Regions from separate parts of the Homo sapiens genome. Here region 1 is linked to region 2. A link is a loop called in an ENCODE intact Hi-C map of the cell type or tissue named here. Cell type or tissue: A673. All regions are shown on one strand. Each heading gives the region's core, and the rest is flanking DNA. Links, peaks and the distances in the headings are about the cores only. Region 1 overlaps SHROOM4 (shroom family member 4). Region 2 overlaps SHROOM4 (shroom family member 4).

The links. Peaks named below come from ENCODE experiments on the same cell type or tissue, not always from the same donor. Only the 100,000 strongest peaks of a DNase experiment are listed, where the experiment ranks them.
Region 1: it touches region 2 in a loop (5-fold over the local background); 3 of 110 quality-filtered maps call a loop at or near these places.

What each region holds. Positions count from the first base shown.
Region 1 is chrX:50,682,255-50,687,637 of GRCh38, forward strand. The region is part of intron 2 of SHROOM4 (shroom family member 4); the gene reads right to left. Among named protein-coding and RNA genes, the nearest start is that of SHROOM4, 130 kb to the right of the region's middle. In A673, for the core only: no CTCF peak of the experiment used is centred there; a DNase peak (open chromatin) is centred at 2,817; H3K4me3 peaks cover 189 bases; H3K27ac peaks cover 2,818 bases.
Region 2 is chrX:50,615,713-50,621,095 of GRCh38, forward strand. The region is part of intron 5 of SHROOM4 (shroom family member 4); the gene reads right to left. Among named protein-coding and RNA genes, the nearest start is that of DGKK, 150 kb to the left of the region's middle. In A673, for the core only: a CTCF peak has its summit at 3,246; DNase peaks (open chromatin) are centred at 2,439, 2,769 and 3,229; H3K27ac peaks cover 4,094 bases.

The DNA of each region.
Region 1 (5,383 bases), core at 310-5,309, 67 kb after region 2:
AACCTTGCACTCATCTTTGACTCTATCTCTTTCCTTTGCTGAATCCACTATCTCAGCTTTCAAGTATTTGGATGCCTGACAACCCAATACCCCTAAAAGTCTCAGCCTCTAATCCTCACTGCAATAACCCTTACTGCCCTTGCCTGGCATACATTCATTCCATTCAATTAGCTATTCAATGAGTATCGAGCATGTAACCCTGCTAAGCACTATGATCACTATACTTAAGATAGGAGGAAAAACAACACATGGACACTGCCCAAAATTTACAGGGGGGAAATAGACAAGTAAACAGGCTGTTACGATTCTAGATAGAGGAAATTAAAGGGTGTTGTTTATGGGAGGAAGCTTAATACAGTCTGGGGATATCAACCCTAACACTTCTTAGAAGTGATAAAGCTTAGGTCAAGTCTTGAGTGTTGAATAAGAGTTAGCTAAACAAAGAAGAGGAAGGAGCAGTCATCATTTTGGGAAGAAGGAGCAGAATGTGAAAAGGCACAGAGATATGAGAGAATATGTTGTAGCTGGATGTGATGGTTAATACTGAGTGTCAACTTGATTGGATTGAAGGATACAAAGTATTGATCCTGGGTGTGTCTGTGTGGGTGTTGCCAAAAGAAATTAACATTTGAGTCAGTGGGCTGGGGAAGGCAGAACCACCCTTCATCTGGTGGGCACAATCTAATCAGCTGCCAGCAAATATAAAGCAGGCAGAAAAATGTGAGAAGCAGAGACTGGCCTAGCCTCCCAGCCTACATCTTTCTGCCATGCTGGATGCTTCCTGCCCTCGAACATCAGACTCCAATTTCTTCAGCTTTGGGACTCAGACTGGCTCTCCTTGCTCCTCAGCTTGCAGATGGCCTATTGTGAGACCTTGTGATCATGTAAGTTAATACTTAATAAGCTCCCCTTTATATATATGTGTGTGTGCATATATATATCCTATTAGTTCTGTCCCTCTAGAGAACTCTGACGAATACATTGGAGAAATATAAGCAGTTGAATGTGGCCATAACATAAAGTGCAGGCTTGTGTGGAGATGGCAGAGATAAACAGGCGTTCTATTTCAAGGGGCCTGTTCACCAAATTAAGGAGTTTGGATTTTAACCTGAACACAATAGGGAACTTTGAAGGGTTTTGGTGAGTAAAGATTTCATGATGAGATTTGCATTTTAAAAGATGACTCTGGTTGCACTGTGGAGAATAAATTCAGGAGGTAGGGAGCATGGTAAAACTAGAGGTAGGTAAACAAATTGAGAGACTTGCAGTGAGCAAACAAGAGAGAAGAAGTTTGAGAAATTTTCAGCATATATAAAATGGCCAAGACTTGCTCAATTAGATATAGCAATAAGGAGCTGAAAAAACTGGGTTCACTGTGAATTATTTACCTTTATAGAGGCACACAGGAGGAGAAGCAGATTTTATCAGGGTTTGGAGGTAGAAGTTAATGACTTTAACATATAGAGTTTTGGAGATACGTGTGGGGTATAAAAATGAAGATACCTAGAAAGAAGTGGTATAAATGGGAGTGAGGTATGGGATGGAGTGAGAGATTTAGAAGTCTTATTTGCTAAATTAAATCATGGAATGAATTAAATCACCCAGAATGTACAGTGTTAGAAGAGTAGAGAAACTTGTGCAGAACTTCAGAGAATATTAATACATAAGGGGCAAGTAGAGGAAGAGGAACCATAAAAAAGGAATAGACAAGAGAAAGCAAAGAAAAACCAGGGGAAGCATAGTGTTTCTGGAGCCAAAGGAAGATAAAATTTTTAGAAGACAATAATGTTCAACAATGTTAAGTGCTGATGAGAAGTTGTACTGAGTTGAATGGTGCCCCTGCAAAATTCATGTTTACCCAGAACCTTTGAATGCAACCCTGTTTGGAGACAGAGCCTTTGCAGATGTAATTAGTTATTATGAAATCATACTGGACTAAGGTAGGACCTAAATCCAATGACTGGTGACCTTACAAGAAGGCCACATAGACACAGACACACAGAGACACAGGGGAAAGGGCCATGTGAAGATGGAGGCAGAGGTTGGAGTGCTATGTCTACAAGCCAAGGAATGCCTAGGGTTGCTGGTAAACACCAGAAGCTAGGAAGAATCAAGGAAGGACCCTCCCTTAGAGCCTTCAGAGAGAGCATGGCCCTACCGACACTTGGATTTCAGACTTCCAGTATCCTGAACTATGTAATCTCTGCTATTTTAAGGTACCCAGTCTGTGTCACTTTGTTGTGACATCCCTAGGACACTAATACAGAGGTGAAGTAACACAGGAACCAAAAGGAGTTCATTGCTTTTCAAAATAGTTTACCTGTGAAAGGAAAAAAGAGCACAATACCTAAAGATGACTATAGGTCTGGGAAAGGTGTTTTCAAAATGGGAGACTTGAGCTGGTTTGTAGACTTAGGGGAAAAAACTAGGACAAGAGAAGGGTAACAGGTTGAAAATGCCTGAAAAAGGGAGAGTGGAAATTAAAGGAGCAAGATTTCTTTAAAAAGTGGAGGAGAATGAGGTCCAGGACACCTGTGAAAAAATTGGGTATGTCCAAGTGAGGAGGTAAACTCTTTTAAGATATACCCCTTTGGGTTTCAGAAAGATAAGGATAGAAAAAAGTCACGTAGATTCATCTATACAGGGTCTTAAATGCTGGGATGAAGTATTTAGACTTATTTCTGCAGGCAGTTGGAGCTTTTTTGAGAAAGGAAATGACATGAGCCAGGCTAAGCACAATAGAGACCTCATAACTCATGAGATTTACCCAAAGCACAATTACTGCTGATTGAAATAAATACAGAGATGTACTTTAGGAAGATTAATTTGGCAGAAGTGCAGAGAATGGGTTGGAGGGCATCCAGACAAGAGGTAATGAGTCCCTGGCAGTAGCAGGACGAAGGAAAAGGAAATAGATGAGATGGATATTAGAAACACTGCACAGGGAGCTCAGAAAGGACTTGGTGACTGCTGGGAATAAAAGAGGGAATTTAAGTGGATTCTACTATTGTGAGCTTGATTGACAAGGATGGGAAAGATGCCATAGACTGAAATAGAGATATTAGGACACTGGAGGGGGTTGGTTGGGTAAGGGTTAATGTACACCTTGGAATGGAAGTCTGGAGCTCAGGAAGAAGGGAAAGCTGGGAAGAGAGATCTGGCAGTCTCCTATATCCAGGAGAGAGGTGAAACCTTTGGAAGTGGATAAATTCATAAAAGATGAATTGGCAGAGGAAAAAGTTAAGGCAAAGGATAGAATCACAAACTTACTTTAGGTACAGAAAGGAGACATTTCCCCCAAGTATAGAAAGGCTTCCTAGAGGAGGTAGCAAATGTGAAACATCCCAGAAACAGTGGAAAGAAACCTTGACTGGTAAGAAGAAGCTGCTGGTTCTAGTCTAGTCTACCTCTGTCGCTGTGTGGCCTTAGGAAAGTCCTTTCTCATTCTAATCCTCAATCTTCTCACCTATAAAATGAGGTCACTGAATACGGTGATTACAGAAACCTCTTTTAGCTCTAGCAGTACATTTTCCTTTGATTGAAGCTTGACTTTGGCCTTTGTTTTGGCAAGAGAGGTAGATAACTTTCTAGATCAAGAAATAGTATACAATGGCAAAGAGGCACATTTAAGAAAAGAGAAATGAATGAATTCAGAACTAGTCATTTTCACAACTTGAGCTATCCAACCTAATGATCATTCTGATTGACAATTATTAGGGTACTATGTGATTGATAATAACACCTGGTCTATGAGTTGTGTAATGAAGTTTTTTTGTTTGTTTGTTTGTTTTGAGACAGAGTCTGGCTCTGTCTTCCAGGCTGGAGTGCAGTGGCGTGAGATCTCGGCTCACTGCAAGCTCCGCCTCCCGGGTTCACGCCATTCTCCTGCGTCTCAGCCTCCGAAGTAGCTGGGACTACAGGCGCCCACCACCATGCCTGGCTAATTTTTTTTTTGTATTTTTAGTAGAGATGGGGTTTCACCGTGTTAGCCAGGATGGTCGCGATCTCCTGATCTCGTGATCCGCCCGCCTCGGCCTCCCAAAGTGCTGGGATTACAGGCGTGAGTCCCCGCGCCTGGCCGGATGAAGTTTTAACCAGTATTGTACTGCCTGCTAAAATCAGTACTGAAGGATAAGTACTGCCTTCCTTTTACTTAGGAAAAAGAAAAGAGCAGTTACCAAATGGCTACTCTGTTTCAGGTACTTTCATATATTTACCTAAAAGGTAATTTACATGAAGGCAAGATTTTCTTTTAAATCTGTTTTATTAACTGATATATCACTAATACCTAAAATAGTGCTTAGCACATAGTTTTCAATATTGTTTGAATGACTTGAAAAATATATGTATATATTTTATATATACACATATTTTATATGTGTGTGTATATAATGTCATTTGATCATTATAACAAACTTGCAAAAGAGACATTAGTGTTCTTATCATACGGATGGGAAAAGAATGACTAAAAGAGGTTATATAAACTTACTCAAAGTCACACAACCTGTAGGGGTCGTGCCAGAGTCAAACACAACAGATTTATAAGCTCCATGTGGGCAGGGAATGTGTCTATGTTATTCTCCATGGTATCCCCAACAGCTAACTCCGTATCTAGATGGAAGTAGCATTTAATAAATATCTTGTGAACAGAAGGAAGCAGGCAAGCAAACACACACTTGTGTGAACCCATATACCATTCATTTTACCCTGTACCAACCACATCATTGCCCAAATTCAAAAGAATAATTGAATCTCAAGAATCCAGCAGTTTGCCTACCATGTTTGTTGGCTTAAATATTCTGTGATTTTTTTATTCATTCTCACTTGTAGACTACGATGGTTCTCTTTCAGTCTTTTTAAGCTTTAGAGAGAGCCTCAAGGTCTTCTTTTTGGAGAATGCTTTATACCAGGGGCCAGCAAACTTAGTCTGTGAAGGGCCAGGTAGTAAATATTTTAGGTTTTGTAGACTATATAGTGTCTGTTGCAACTATTCAACTTTGCCATTTTGGTGTCTTTTTTTTTTTTTTTTAAAAACAGCTATAGACAACACATAGATAGATCAGCATGCCTGCTCCAGTTGCTTTTATTCCAATAAAATGTTAATTGGAAAACTAGTTAGCAGGCCAGATTTGGCCACAGACCATAGTTTACCCCACCTCTGTTTTATATTATTATTTTAATTTTTCTCTCTCTTGCCTTTCCAGGACTTCTCTAACACTGTGCCAACTGTAAACATCTTCCTATCCCTGGTATATTAATACATGGTAGGACAACTTCAGTTTTAACAAGTTTCAACAGTTGTAACCCCTTCCATTTAATTATAGATGGCAGGAGTATTATGACAACAACAAAGACAGGACAGCTAGGGAGGCTGGCAGGTGGC
Region 2 (5,383 bases), core at 151-5,150:
GAACAATGAGTAGCAGGTAAAGCAGTCAGCAGCTGTCCAATTGCTCCAGAATCTGATTGGGGTTTGTGTGTGGTGGGGGGAGGGGGAGTGGCCTGGGATTTATCTCGAGGCTGTGTTTGCATAGCAAGTCTGTTGTTTTTACCTAAATTGCGTATTTATTTGGGGTAGCGCAAGCTAATGGAAATTATTTGCTTTGCTCAACCTTATCAAGCTTCCTAATTCTATTACTGGGCTGATTTACCCTACAGTGCTCAAAGAGCACCGGAGTTCATGAGCTGCATGGAGCTTTGCTGCTTTGATCAAAGCTGGTGCCTTGTCAATGCCGTCCTTAGCTACACATCTCAAAAGATGAGGTGCTTGTCTCATGTAGGTGCTCTCATAAAATGCTGCTTCCTACTTCAACTGGGTGCCTGGCCAACGCCCTTCAGCCTTGTCCAATCATTTTTTCAGTTTTTGGTATCCAAAGATTAACGATTAATGGGTTACTGATATTTACCTTGAAACCTTTATGGTCAGTTCCCTTTTTCTTCATTCTGGAGGAGTTCTGGGTTTGTAGAAAAATAAGGTCAACTCTCCACTCTACTGGGCTTTTACCATTCTTTTTTCCTTCTCCCTGAAACTGGATTTCAACCACCTACCCTTTTTTTTTGACTGGTCATTTATTTTTTAGTCTAGGGTAGTTGTGTTCACAGAACTTCTTTTATATTTATTTTTTTCTATTTCTTGCATTTCAAAGCATAAATATGAGGACATTAGCACATATAAGAAATTAATAAATATATTGCCAACATATGTTGAGGGTACATGCTTAAAAAATTCTTTCTGAGAAGGGTACATGATCCAACTTTCATTGGAAACCACTAGTCTGGGAAAACAGCTCATAATCAAAGTGGCTCCTCATTAGAATTACCCAGGAAGTTGTTTAAAATGCAAATTCATAGGCCCCAACCCTAGAAATTGGGTTTCATACCTCTGTGGTGGGATCCAGGAATCAGCATTTTAAGCAATTCACCTAAAGGATTCTAACACAGGTGGTTCAGGGACCATATCATGGAAACAAAGGTTCAGAGTAAAAGGGTTGGGAGTGCTATGGTTTGGGGGCAGTTATTTGTTCCAATTAGGTTGGTTTCCAAACTATACATTCTGTCCCCCATCCCTCACCACACACACCTGGTTGCCCATTTCTATCTCCTGTCCCTGCCTCTCTCCCGACCTTCACCTCCGATGTAGATTTTATGAAATGCAGCAATATCCTCAAAGGCAACAATTGGGCCAATGTATTGCAGCTGTGATGAAAACAACCCTGCTCCATGATAACAATCAAATTTACCACATTTTCTTCTTCCCTAACCAGGGCACAGGACAGGCAATTGAGCAAAGCAGAAAGAACACAGTGTTGGAAAGACTTGGGTCTGAATTCCAATAAAATTTAAAAATCTGGCTCTATAACTCAAAAGCTGTGTGACCTTGAGCAAGGTATTTCACTTACCTCATTTTCAACAAAATACCTATCTTACAAATAAGCAGTCATAAGGATGAACTATGTAAAAAGGACCTAGAAATGATGCTAGGAACATGGAAAATTGCCTTCACAATTGTATGCTTCAGGCTTGCTCCTTGTTCCCATCAAGAGAATTGGACTGCACTCCCTGATTAATGTTCAACCCTGCTCAATAGCCAAGAAACCAGGAGACCTCAAGTCCCAGCTCAACCACATAGCTGACTAGCCAGGAGGCCCTAGTTTACTAAGGAGTTTAAGCCTGGACTCATTCACTCAAACTTTTCCTATCTACTAAAAAGGGAGATATAATAAAAGGCAAGTTTAGGGTTAAGAGCAGTGTGACAATCAAAAGGTCTGGATATTCAAAGGTGTCTTAAGTACTAACTATGTGTGTTAGCCTTAAAAAAATCCCCCCCCCCACCCCATCCCGGTAATAAACTCCAGAAACAGTTGGAAGAAAAGAACATGCCCTTCTAGGGACATCTGGTGCCCCAAGTCATGGAACTGTGACCCTATCTGGAGGTACTGGGCACAAGGCAACTTGGGAATTGCTATTCTCTGCATCAGCCCTCATTTTAAAACCACTGCCCTCCCACTCACTTGCCCTGTGTTGGGGCAGCCTGAGACTTGCAGAGTCACTTATATCAAGCAGGCAGAAGAAGACCAACTCCAGAAGGGGAAGGGCTACCCTTAATGGGATCATCTGGGCCAACGTGTGTACTAGTCATTCCTTCAACAAATCCTTGCTGAATATTACACTGTGCAAGATGACCAGATCAAAGGGGAGCAAAACCAATGTTGCTCCTGTCTTCCTGGCTTTAACAATTGAAGCAAAATGGTGATGGTGAAAGGGAGGCTTCCATTGAAGGGTGTCAGCCTCAAGCCAAGGATATTGGTTGGCCTCTAGAAGTCCTATTTTCAAGGGGATCAGGCCTCCTAAATGTACAGAAATTTGCAACTCTGCTTTGAGACCAAGTAAGGATTCTTTCCTTGGAGTGGAGGGCAAGGAGCTTCATTAAGGAAAAGGAACTACTCTGGTTTCTTTCTTTTCTTCTCTTCTCTTCCCCTTCCTTCCTTCCTTCCTTCCTTCCTTCCTTCCTTCCTTCCTTCCTTCCTTCCTTCCTTCCTTCCTTCCTTCCTTCCTTCCTTCCTTCCTTCCTTCCTTCCTTCCTTCCTTCCTTCCTTCCTTCCTTCCTTCCTTCCTTCCTTTCTTATTTTTGAGACAGTGTCTTGCCCAGTCTAGAGTGCAGTGGCGCAATCTTGGCCGACTGCAACCTCTGCCTCCCAGGTTCAAGTGATTCTCATGCCTCAGCCTCCCCGTGTGCCACCATGCCTAGCTAATTTTTGTATTTTTAGTAGAAACTGGTTTTTGCCATGTTGGCCAGGTTGGTCTCGAACTCCTGACCTCAAGTGATCTATCCACCTTGGCCTCCCAAAGTTCTGGGATTACAGGCGTGAGCCACCGCACCCAGTCGACTACTCTGGTTGCCAAGTGTTGGGCCCCGTGTTAGGCACTTTCACGTATGTATTTCCATTAATCTTCACAACAACCATTATTGTCAGTTTGCAGATGAGACTCCTGAGGCTTAAAAAGGATAAATCATTTTCCCAGCTAGTAAAAAGCACAGTGTCCAGACCTGCCTTGTCTGTCTCTGAGAGATAATCGCAGGGAAGCAGGGACTCCTGGGGTACAGCAAAAGGTACTTGTGCTACATTCATCCTCGGGCGTCCATGAAGGCTTTAGCGCCTCACTGAGGAAAGCAGAGGAAGCATGAAAGCAAACTATGAGAAAGGGCTTTGTTGACATCAGCAAGGAGACTACATCTCAAAAACAAAAGTAAATTGCCTGCCAAAACCAGGGTTGTTCATCTCTTTTCCGCTTCCATGGGTTGCCTTTTCTTCTGAAGAACGGATTTTCCCTTTTTGTTAAAATATTTTTTTTTGGCCTAATAGGAATTGAAAATGAAAACCAATATTTGCAGAGACTGAAAAATCTCCTCCTACCTCTTCCTCGGCCCTTTTGAAGTTTCTTGTTTGGAAACTTTATTTTTAAGCTCACCACAATAGCTTGGCATTCTAGAATCTCAGTAGCAACAGCACACAAGCCCAACCCGTCTCGCCTTTCCCTTCCCTCAGCAGCCAAGTAAGACTGCTCCAAGAGAAACAGACACTCCCAGGTTATTGCCGAAGGAAATATTTGCAAGATCCAGGAAGTGAGACGCAAGGAGGATACACAGGGAGGGGAGAAGGACCCAGAGAGCCTGTTGCTGCCACCCCTGCTTGCCCCCGGGCCCACAGAAATTCAAGTAATGAACAATTAGCTTGGCAACAACAAATGCAAGTGGCAGTGCTTGCCCTGAACCTTCTCTAGTCCTCAGGAGGCTGATGCAAAGTGTCCTGTGAAGAAATCAGAGAAGTCCTTGCTTTACTGGGGCTGTCCTGGGTGAAGCTTAGCTCCTTCTCTCCAATGACCCCAATCTATATTTGTTGTCAAGTAATACATACATATGCAGTCACTGTGGTAGAGAGAAAATGTGCTTCTTTGTGAATAATAGCACTGAAATGCAAACTAGTGCTAGTGATAGAAATGAAGGGAAATGGAAAAGCTTTAAGAAAGGGATGGTTCTGAGGCAGATAATAAAATGTTTATTGGTGGGGGTGTGTGTGAGGGGGTACTATGTTGTAGTGGTGGTGACAAATTTGGAGATTCGTAGAGGTCTGGTGATGTCAAAGTTCTTGTGGATTTAAGCAAGCAAAAGTGCTAGTGGATGGAGAATTCTAGCAAACCCAATTCTAGCTAGCAGTGAGAGTAAGCATGTCTGGTAAGTAACATTGTCTGTCATTGGTACGGGGATTTTTTACAAAGCCCTTGATCTTTAACTTCTCGGGTCTATATCAAACCAACGTGGGCCACCTCTTATTCAGATTTTCTTTTTAATTATAAATTCCAACAACTTGACATGTACCTAAAGAACACCATGTACATTCATATCCAACTATTTACATTTTGCCAGATTCCTTTCTGAATTTTCTTTGTGTATGGCTACTATCAGATTAGATTCAACATGTGGTTTCATATTTATTATTTTTTTGTTAATATTACAACCACTCATTTCTGGGAAAGACCCAACATTTGTATACCTGTCACTGTTGATGGCTATTCTATTTTGTTCCAAGATGATGATATATTAGATTGGTAAACTCTTTCCATGAGTATAATAAGCACTACTATGAACATCTTTAAATAATTTTTTCCCTCTTAGGTTATTTCCTTGGGGGTATTTTAGGCCAAATAATATGAACACATATTTCTAGATTGTCCTCTAGGAAGACTAAACCCAGAAACACATACTCTTGTCACATTTTTCTAGATTGCCCTCTAGGAAGACTAAACCAATTTGTATTGTTTCCAGAAGCACGTTTCCTCACAGCCTTGCCAAGGTAGCATTTTACAATTTCTATTTATTGATTTTTTTAATTGCTGATAGTTTAATAAGCAGATTATGATGCCTTGAAGTTGCTTCTATTTGTACTTCTTTAATTGCTAGAGAGGTGGTACTTTTCCATGCAATGATTTTACTCCCTTTATTGCCTCATGTGTAAATTGCCTGTTCATTTTCCTTGCCCACTTACGAAGCTAAATCTGAAAGCTGACCTTCTACCCATTTTTATATATATATTTTTTGGACATGCAACTGTTGTCAGTGATGCTGATCCCAGACATTTTCCTCGTTCTGTTGCTTAGCTTTTTATTACATTTTGTTGTACAAAGGCTTCCCCCCCACCAACTTTTATATATTTGAATCCATCGATCTTGTCTCTGATGATATCCTCCATTTAACAGACACAAATTTATCTTCCATCCACACCTGGAATAAATAT